Linked DNA regions of Homo sapiens: region 1 is linked to region 2. Evidence: chromatin contacts called from ENCODE Hi-C data. All regions are on one chromosome and are shown on one strand. The core of a region is the stretch at or near the end of the contact, and the rest is flanking DNA. Distances in the headings are between cores, read along the strand shown.

Evidence for each region. Hi-C counts contacts between places; a loop is a spot of excess contacts on that map. Pooled maps may share reads with other maps.
Region 1: a map with no recorded cell type shows a loop between it and region 2 (7-fold over the local background). The contact joins two enhancer-like sites. A Hi-C loop is called at or near these places in 1 of 168 maps with a recorded cell type or tissue (posterior vena cava), 3 of 37 single-sample maps with no recorded cell type and 2 of 50 pooled maps.

Annotation. Positions count from the first base shown.
Region 1 is chr7:28,507,219-28,512,526 of GRCh38, forward strand. It overlaps CREB5 (cAMP responsive element binding protein 5), which reads left to right. Exons shown (of 11, transcript NM_182898.4): 4 at 398-519. Among named protein-coding and RNA genes, the nearest start is that of CREB5, 97 kb to the left of the region's middle. Within about 2 kb of position 2,638, at least 7 of the 41 ENCODE cell types and tissues checked have a DNase peak (open chromatin) inside an H3K27ac peak, as active enhancers do.
Region 2 is chr7:28,812,473-28,817,643 of GRCh38, forward strand. All of the region lies in intron 9 of CREB5 (cAMP responsive element binding protein 5), which reads left to right. Among named protein-coding and RNA genes, the nearest start is that of TRIL, 140 kb to the right of the region's middle. RefSeq lists an enhancer at 3,308-3,487. Within about 2 kb of position 3,064, at least 3 of the 41 ENCODE cell types and tissues checked have a DNase peak (open chromatin) inside an H3K27ac peak, as active enhancers do.

The sequences.
Region 1 (5,308 bases), core at 1,388-3,887, 310 kb before region 2:
TGGGTCAGATTTTTTTTTGGCCTTATTTTAGCAAAATCATTTTCTTTTTAAAGTTCAAAATAAATATAGAAAGAAAAAGGGTCATTCCACATGTTTCAATGTGTATTCAAATGGTACAGACTTCAGACAAGTGGAGAGTGAGATCTCCTGAAGTTGTCTGGAGGGAGTTCAGCAAAAGCCCTCGCAGACTACAGCCTTCTGTCTACTGTATTCCTGCTTCGGAATTTACGGTTTTATTTTCTTGCATATCGTTATGTTATTTAAAGGGCCAAGAGACTGGATGGCTAGTGGACATTTTAATTAAGGCAAGGGGAGGGGATTAGTGAATCTAGCTCATGCTTGCTACTGGCTTTTGAGAAAAAAGACCCATTTATGAGCTCTCCGACTCTGTTTTCAGATCAAACTCCGACCCCAACGAGATTCCTGAAGAACTGCGAGGAGGTGGGCCTCTTCAGCGAGCTGGACTGCTCCCTGGAGCACGAGTTCAGGAAGGCTCAGGAAGAGGAGAGCAGCAAGCGGGTAGGTTTGCTTGGATGGCCGCCTTGAGAGGTGTCCTGCTAGAAACTTCCACGAGGAAACTAGGTGGCACTGCACTGCAGATTGTGTTGATGTGGCCTTGAAGTATTTTAGCCATTTGTGAGTATTTGTCTAATTTTTTTTAAAAGATTACTCCTTGATTATGGCAGAATTCAAAGCTAGATAAATCAAAAATTTAGTCAAACTTACAGATTTTTTCTATTCTCAATCAGCTGTTTTACTTTGCTAAGTATTTAATAGCAAACCTTTTGTGAGCAGTGAGTGCAGAAGAATAGAGCCAATGGGTGAGAGAACAGGCGAGTAATCTTCATGGTAGAAGAGGGGATTTCATCAGACTTTGGCCCATGTTGTAACTGTCTGTTTTCGATAATCTTTCCAGTCATTCTGCACCAAATTCATAATTATTTCCTGGTCATATTACCTTGTTCTAGTATTGAACATCTGTTGTTGCTGAGACAAATAAGTTGAGTACAACTGTGAATCATTTGTTCTTAAAAATGTAGGAAAATCATTTTGTGAAACCCTTAAGAATATATTCGGTGTTTATGGGAATGTGCTGAAATTTAAAATCACTTTACAAGAATAATGAAAGGAGATGGTGGTCACAAGTCAATGTGATGAGGATGCTTTTTGGTATTTTGTTCATTGTTATTATACAGCATTATTGAATGCCCACATTGTATTAAGAAACAAATTAGATACAGTCTGTGAACAGAAATTCAAAATGTGAAAGGTGATTGAAAGGAAAGACCAGTTAGGTAGTAATGAATTCTGAAGTCCAGCTGTTCCATCCGGAAAAGAAATTTTAAAAGGTTCTGATATTTCTCTAAGTGTTTCAAAGCCTTTTAGTCCTTGTCTATGTGAAATTATAATAATCCCCCCTCCACCAGATTTTTCCTGTCACATTCTCATGTCATAATAGTCAAGGGCTTGTATTTAGCCTGTATGGCTTCAGGAGAAACCATGAAAATAAGTGATGCTTACAAGAGGGGTACAAAATCTCAGTCAACTCGTTTTACTTATTTATAATTAATTTATCATGCATGCTTGACTCTCTCCTCCACTCCCCCTCAAAGGATATGAAGTGCCTTTTTTCTTTTTTAAACAAGCACTTACATAGCAACTATTATTTGCCAGCCAAATAATAAGGTTCTGAGCACTTTAAAAAATTAACTTAATAAAAATAAAAGACATGCATTCTATATTTTGTTGCAATAGAAATGTATATGTATATATATTTAAAACCATAAAAATAGCATGCAAGAGAGGAAGAAATTCTCATCATCTAGTCAACTTCCTTTGGTTGAGTAATAAATTTTTTTTTTGATAGACATGTGTATGTAGAAGACTAAGGAATTAAGTTCATTCATTCCTCAAGATAGTCAAAGCTGGCTTCTTAAACTGAACTATAAGAAAGATGTGTATTTCATCCATATTGTCTTCATTTCTGATAGAATGGTTTTACCTCAAGTGTGTGCCCTTGATTTTACTAAAGACATTTTTCCAAGAACAGTTTCGTGAAGCCCGTGGTCGGGGTGTGGTTTTAGATATTCTCCATTGCATTATTCATGATTTCTTATATGAAGCCCTGTGTGAGGAAATTCTTGCAGATCTGAATTCCAGGAAATGGTTTGCTTCCCCTGAGGAACTGAAATATTTTTCTCCTTATGGACATGAGAATCATGTAACTGGTTCTGTTTCTCTTTTCGCTTTGACTGCCAGGTTAACACAAAGCCAAGTTTACTGCTAAACTTTGAAAACCTTTTCGAACATTGTGACGAGCATATTTTACTTCCTCCCTAGACCAGACTTTCAGTTCTAGTTTATATTTTCTCTGGTTCTGATTTTTAATTTAAAAAACATTGTCATGCTATACATGTTTCGTGAGTTGCTTTAAATTTCTTGTGGGTTGAAAAAGAGTATAGATAATTAAATTTTAAAAATTAAAATAATTAAGCAACCAAAGTAAGAAAAGGAACTATTGCAGCTGTAGAAACATGTTATTTTCTCTCTTTTAAGTGTTGCTCATAGCCATGTGATGCTTTCATGATAGGTGTGTGGGTGGGGAACGGCCAGCCTCCCCATGGTCTAGGGCCAGCATCTCAGGACACCGCCGTCTCATGCCTCAGCCTCACTTGCACGCATGGGAAGCTGGACAATATTCAGGCTGTTGAGGCTTCTTCTTCCTTTGCCTCATTCAAACCAGAGGGGCCAAATCCAGCCTCAGGTGGCCATGGTTACACGAGAGGGCATTGTCTTGAGGGCTAAACCACAATGACTCCTCTGGCAGCAAAGACGGCTGTGTTGGTGGCTTTGGCTCTGGCATTTCTTTGGAAGTCACAGGGCAGGGAAATGAGGAGTAGGAATAATGCTCCCCCGCCTGACAATATTCTTTTACCTACCCCTTTGACCAGGTTTTTCCAGCTGTCAACATCCTTGGCATCCTGCCACCCCAGCTCTTCTTTCCCTGCTTAAAAAGCAGAAACACAGGTTCTTATTCAGTGCCTATCTTATCATTTTTTAGTATTCTTTTCTTTTTCCTTTTGGTCTACATTCTGACAATTATTTCTTTTTAATTCTACATCTCTAGTTGTCTTCTGATTTCTTTTCCTCTGAGTCTTTAGACTTGCATTGGTTCCCTCATTAGGTTTTAGTAAAGTGGAAGATGGATTAATTTATCTGGAGAATTTGGCTAAAGAAAGTTCTTGCTTGAACTTTCTATGTGTCTTACACAAAAAATATTGGAAAGATTGGACTGGTTCTGCACACCACCTTTAAAACTTCTAGCTGCAGTTGGTCTAGAAAATTCTGTTAAAGAGCAAATAGAGAATTGATCCTTACTTGACCCATGTGGCTGTCCATTGGGGAAAAGTCTGTTGTACAGACTCTGTCTCTAATCCCAGCATCCTTTTCCAGAAGCATCCCAATGTGTATATAGAATCAGCGCAGGCTGTAAGCAGGTTATGTCCACTGGAGAAAGCCCTCATTATCTGTATTAATACTATACATAGCAGACAACACGTTCCATAATAGCCTCAATTTCCATATTAATAGAAGCTTATAACCTCATAAATCTTTAATAAGAGAATTGTTTCCCCTTAGAAAAGCATGTTGTAATTCACTATCAGGTATCATAAATGTCAACTTGCCAATGGCTTAGAACTCAGACTAGTTCATATCCTGAAATATATAAGAAATTTTGTTCATCATTTTTCATTCAAGAAACATTTTCAAGTGCCCACCACATGGCAGGCACTGTCCAAGGCATTGTTGAATATACCACTGAATAAAGATGATAAAAAACAAACAAAAATACCTGCCTTCAGGTAGTTTACCTCTAGGGGGCAAGAGAAACAATAAATATGTGAAAAAAAAATCTATAACATGTCAGATGGTGATAAGTGTGATGGAGAAAGGAATAGCAGGGAAGGGGCACAGGGCATGCTGCGGGTGGTCAGGCAGGCATTGATGGTTAGTAGATGTGCAAGCAGAGACCCAAAGTGGGAGGAGGTCTGAACCAGGTACGTACTGGGGAGAAGAATGTTTCAAGCTGAAAGCACATAAGTGCAAAGGCCTGAGGCTGGAGGGTGCTCTGTGTGTTGGAGGAATTACAAAGAGACCCAAGGCGGGTGTAATAAGGCTAGAGATCCGGGTCTGGGAGGGCAGATCCTGGGAGGCCTTGTAAAGGGGCTTTGGCTTCAACTGAGTGAGATGGGAAACTATAGGACAATTTTTTGGGCTTTTTTTGAGACAGGTTCTTACTCTGTTGCCCAGGCTGGAGCGCAGTGGTGCAATCTCAGCTCACTGCAGCCTCGACCTCTTGGGCTCAGTTGATCCTCCCACCTCAGCCTCCCAAGTAGCTGGGACTACAGGTACCCACCACCATGCCCGGCTCATTTTTCATATTTTTTGTAATGATGGGGTTTCACCGTGTTGCCCAGGCCGGTCTCAAACTCCTGGACTCAAGTGATCTGCCCGCCTCAGCCTCCCAAAGTGCTGGGATTACCGGCGTGAGCCACTGTGCCCAGCCAGGACAGTTTTGAGCAGAAAAGTGAGAGGATTTGACTTACATCTTAGGAAGATCACTTTGGCTGCTGAGTTGAAAGCAAACTATCGAAGAGCAGTGGCTGAGAGAGAGACCAGTTGAGACGGTATTGAAAGAATTTAGATTAGAGATGATAGCAGGTTGGCTCAAGGTGGAGATGGAGGCAGTGGATAGATTCTGGATACATTTTGAAGAGAGAGCCAACAGGATTTGCTGATGGTTTAGATTGGGAAGTAATAGAAGCAGCAAAACCAAGGATGAACCCGGGTATTTGGCTTGAGCAACTGGAAGGATGGGATTGCCTGTGGGAGGAGTGGGTTTAAGGGGAAAATTGGGGGTTTCTTTTTAGATTTGCTAAGTGGAGATGCTGGACCAGCAGATGGATATATAGGTTTGGAATTCAAGGGAGAAGACCAGCCTGGAGATGCAGATTTGGGAGTCACTAATGTAGAAACGGTGTTTATGTACTTGAGATTGGGTGGAGTCACCTGAGCCAGAAGTGAATAGAGATGAAGTAGAGAGGTCTGAGCATGAGCTGGGCGGAATCTTCCAGAATTCTCTGACACAGAGGATTGCACTCCCCTCCGTGGTCAGAGACGACGCAGGAGACCATGAGGTATGAAGAATGAAATCAAGTAGGGAAGCCCAGCCCTAGCAGACATGTTGAATGGACAACTGGCATGTTGATTTTGTGTTCCATGTTAGAGGAAAGAAAAACAAAAATAT
Region 2 (5,171 bases), core at 1,814-4,313:
CAAATGGCTAAGGAAAAAAAGAAACTAGAACTCTAGCTCCCAAAACCAGAAAAAAAGATCCTACTGAGTTCATGTAACAGGCACCAATATCTTTTGGTAGTTAAAACAGTACCCAAAAAAGGGACAGTCTCTGAACAGACTAAATTGTTGATATTTTCCAACCACTGCTTTGCCTTGGAGGGACAGAAGCCACAACCACCCAGTGTTCTCTGTGAAGCTGAGTGTCCTGCATCAGGCCCCGGGATGCTGGAGAGGATGCTGCAGATTCCGCTACCTTTGAATGACCCTTTCCCTCTCACTGGACCTTTGTCAAAAGAAAAAGGTGTCTCTCTTGAGGCTGGACCAGTGAGCCAAATTTTAAGTAAACAGAAATGGAAGGTGCTAAGCAAACAAACTCCAGCCAAATGGAATATCCAAGGTCTGGATGGCCAGCTGCCACTTTTGAGTTGTTTTCCAGCGTAGAACCCTCTAGTTAGGCTGCAGCATTTCAGATTGGAAAAACCAGACCTAAGAAAACAAAATCAAACTCCCAGACTTCATTTCCTAGTCTCACAACACATCTCTGCCCAAGAGGTCAAAAAAGGTATAGGAATTGGGGAAAATATTAGAAACCACCTAATCTGACATTTTGTGGAGAAAGAAACTGAGGTTAGGGAAATGGGGGGTCTTCCCTAATGTCACACAACAAGTAGGTGGCAGAATGAGGACTCAGGGAAGTCTCCTGTTGACCTAACCCACTTCTTTGTGATCTTCTATTTTAGAAACTCCGTAAGCCAAAGAAATCCATGTTCTTTTTTCTGATACCAAGGGACTAAGATCAGCTCTAAATTCATCGACTGCTGATGTGGTACTCAGTAGAACGTCTGTGTTCAGTAGAGGATATGGAAATCATCTGGTCACCCATGGAAATAATTGCTTTTCTTTTTTAGTGCAAAGACACATGGTCTAAGTTGCTGCTGAAATTTTGGACACATGAGCCCAGGTCTGGGACTTGGCAAGCGAATAGGCCAGATGGGAACTGTTGCTTGACAAATTGAAAGTTCTTTGTTTCAGAGTGAACCAAACCTGGTCTCAGCTAATCTACCAAAACAAAAAAGCTGGGGGAGGGTATATTGTAGAGCCCATTTTGATAATTATTTTTTTGGCACAAACTACTGCTTACACCAAAAAGCATTGTGGATTTATCATATAAATAATGACATCCCCAAAGCTGAACACTGCAAATGTAGCTATTAGGGACTTGTTGGAGTGCTTGCTGAAAGTATGTTTTTGTAGTATTGAATATCTCTGTGGCGTGCTGCTTCATCCCAAGGCAAACTATGGGTTTAAAAATAGATCAGTCCAACTGGATCTTACAGTCGCTAAACAGCTAACTGCTTTAGAGGAGCAAACTCAAATTCGTTTAGAAAAATGAAAAAATGAAGAGTTGATTTCCACCAGACAATCAATACATATTATTAATACCTTGTATTTACAAAATACTTTTATATTAAGACCTAAAACTCTGATTATAACCTTCATAGGGGAATACAAAATGGTGATTTTCCTCAATTTATAAAGCAAGGTAATTCAGAGTAAGAAAATGCCTCCAGAAGGCCTGGTTTTTATTTCCCTACTAGACTTCCAGGCCACATTTGATTTCTTGTATGCATTTTGAAACATTTGCTATCTGGTTGTTCTCTTCCAAAATGAATTCAAGGTGATTCCACTTACGTTCCCTTGAAAAGCGTTTTTACTTAAAATATAGTCTAGTATTTGTGCATTTCCTACACTAATCAGTCTTTCACTATGGAATCCTTAAGATGATTATGCATGTGCACAGCACACAATTCATTCTTCTTTCTCTAGGATAGTGATTCTTGACCTTTCTTAAGCCAAAGGCCCCTTATGAAATATAATGAAGGCTCCGTAGATGCTCTCTCAGTAATATGGACACATAAATGGACATAGAAAATTTTGCTCTAAAATGAAACTATAAATGTTGCTTTGGAATCTGCCCTACTAAGATTTAGAAGCATAAGAGGTGCTAGAACTGGCTCCCTTATGAAAGATAAGACCTGAATTATAAGCATATTTGAGCATATTGAAAGTAGCTAAGTAATGAATAAAAGTCAAGATGGACTCTTTCATTGGATAATTGGGTAATTTGCTTTCTCAATAGAAGGTGACACAGAATTGCTTGTAGAATAAAAAAAAATTCTTTCTGGAAGGAACTTTCTGGAAGTAGTTCAACCATCGTGTTTTATACTTGGTTGGCATGGCAGCTTGGGAACTCAAACCCTATTATTCTCAACTCTCAAGTGAGAGTTCCTTTTCCTACTGGATGCTGCCCCATGAATTTCTATGGCTTATGTGGTTATTAGGCCTTTATTTAGTCCTTGCAGCATCATAGTTATATGTATATGGATAAACAAGAAGCTGATTGCCCTTCTCTACTGAGGACATTAATTGGTGTTCATTTTCCCACAATAACATGGCTAAATAAGTATTAACATGTTACATTAAGAAATATGTCCTGCCAGGCACAGTGGCTCATGCCTGTAATCCCAGCACTTGGGGAGGCTGAGGCTGGAGAATCACTTGAGGCCAGGAGTTCAAGAGCAGCCTGGGCAAAATAGCTACACCCCATCTTTGCAAAACATTTTTTAAAATTAGGTGGGCATTGTGGCACATGTCTCTAGTCCCTGCTACTCAGAAGGCTGAGGTGGGAGGATTGCTTGAGCCCAGGAGGTAGAGGCTGCAGTGAACTATGATGGTGCCACTGTAGTCCAGCCTGGACGACATAGCAAGACCCTGTCTCTATAACAATAAAAAAGAAAAAAAGAATATGTTCATATTCACATATATCTTTAAATGATGGTCAGTTGTCTCAATATTCTCAGGGTTCTGCATTTTTACAGATCCTCACAACACTCAGGCCTTTGGTCTCTGTACTTACAACATATTGCTTTATTAATAAAGTGTTTTGCTGTTCATAGACTAAATGCCACCAAAGTCATATACTTTGTATGGGGTTTTGGTGATAGGCCAGGGCACCACATGTGCTGACTAGTGCTCTTTTTATAGTAAAACAGACTTATGAAAGCAAAAATTTATTGTGAAACTGTTTGGGGCATGCCAAATATCATAGGCAGTTAGCTCTTTGCTAACTGTAGAAACCCAGAGAATAGAATTGAGTGTTTTCTTAGGGAAGGGGCAATGAACACTTTGTGCCTGGGAGATCGAATGCTGCCAAGAAAGGGTTTCATTGCCCAGGACATAGTGGGGGAAGAAATGGAGACTAAATTCAACCTCTCCAAGATGGCCACAGGCAGGGGTGTTTTTTCTTCCAAAAGTATAAGAAAGCAAGAGAACCCAGTTTTGTTTTTAATACTTTTCTTGTTTGTTTTCTAGGTAGAAAAGTGTGGATTCACTAGAAATTAGAACTTGATTCCATTTTCTAAGATCCATTGTCTACATTATCTGCAGCTGAGAGCTTCTACTCAGGGGGCAAGGTGTCTAGCAGTTTCGATTTCAGAAAAGTGTTATTTCTGTAGTCTAAATGCAAATAATATGACATTTCCTTCTGAAGCAAATATATACGCACACACACACACACACACACACACACACATAAACACATCTCTGTTTCCTTTCTTGGTTTTTGTTTGGTTGTTTTTTTTTAACCAGAGATTGCCTTCATTTGATGGTCTAGAAGTGACTTTCTTTTATATGTGCTATTTTGAGCAGAAGGAGAACTGAGAAAAAGAAGGAAGGCCATCTGAATTTAGATAGGTGTAAAGTCAAAGAGGAAGAAGTTAGTGTTTAAGGCTAAAATAAATTGTCCTGTAAGTTATCCCACTGACCTTGGAATTGACAGGGTCACTTTTGGTTTCCACAGAGCCCCTTATCAATCACATTCATTTGGAGTTGGGAGGTACAATTTGCCTTCTTGTATGTTCTGAGATGTAAGAGCAATTTTCTTGTTTGATTAAGTGATTTATTCATCATTAAGGCTAATTTCCCAAATAGTCATTTTTATTTTGTAAAAATAAAGTTTGGAAGAGAAAGGGAATGAGATGAGATTTGTAGATGAGATTTTTATTATTTTGTCATTGTTTTATTTTATTATTTTTGTTATTAATGTTACTCAATATGTGGTTGCTTATAATTTATTTCACCAAGAAATTTAGAAATGGGAGATATTCCTTAAAACAGATTTCAATTTTTTTTAGCGCAACTTCTAGAATCCCAAACATACTTTCCTAGGTGATAAATACATGGCTGAAAAGCCAAGTTCATATTGAAAGTGTAGGTACAACTTAATGACAGCAATGTTAATCGTCCTTTTCGGTGTGCATGCATTTTTTAAGTCTCCTACATGTGAGGTATAATGCCTGGCAGCCACAAATAAACCTTGACCAAAGAGAGGATATTATTGATCACAATTTTTAAGTGGCTTATTCAAGATAGTGCTACATTTACGTTCACTTTTATCAAGTGGAAGCATCTCGGAGCTACCATCTATTTTATGTTTATATTTGTAGACAATGGGTGCCAAGTTCATTATTCTACAAAGCTATGAGCATGCCTTTGTGAATTAATATTAACAGATAAAGTAGAGATCCGAGGCACTTACATGAGTAAATAAGAAGAAAACCCCACACCATCCACAATATCCTGATATTGAGGGGGGAAAGAGTATTTTATAGACCGAAATTGACCAAATAATCAATGAACTCAATCAAATTAATTCAATCATGGCCCAAAACTTCATTGCCTCCTTGCCACCCTGAGCTGACATCATCCACCTGCAGCTGACCAACATGTGTACTGTATGCTTCCATACCTCCTGCTCAGTGGGCATCAGGCAGGTAGATGTGCTCTGCTCAACAGTATCCCATGAACAGTAATTGAGTAGGAGATGGTGGGGAGAGCAGGGATTCATGACTGAAGGTCAATTTATTTTCAGATATTCTTTTTAGATTGAGCAACACAGACTTCTTTTGGAAAATCTGATGGTAGATGAGTCAGCTTATTCTGATTGCATTTCAGGTGGAAGCCACAAATCCTACCACATAATTCTGCCCAATGTGCGCCTCATATTCACATTCTCAATTGGATGTAAACCTGAGCTTGTGAAGGTTACAATAGTTAAATGTATTAAGTCCTTATTATGTGCTGGGTATTGT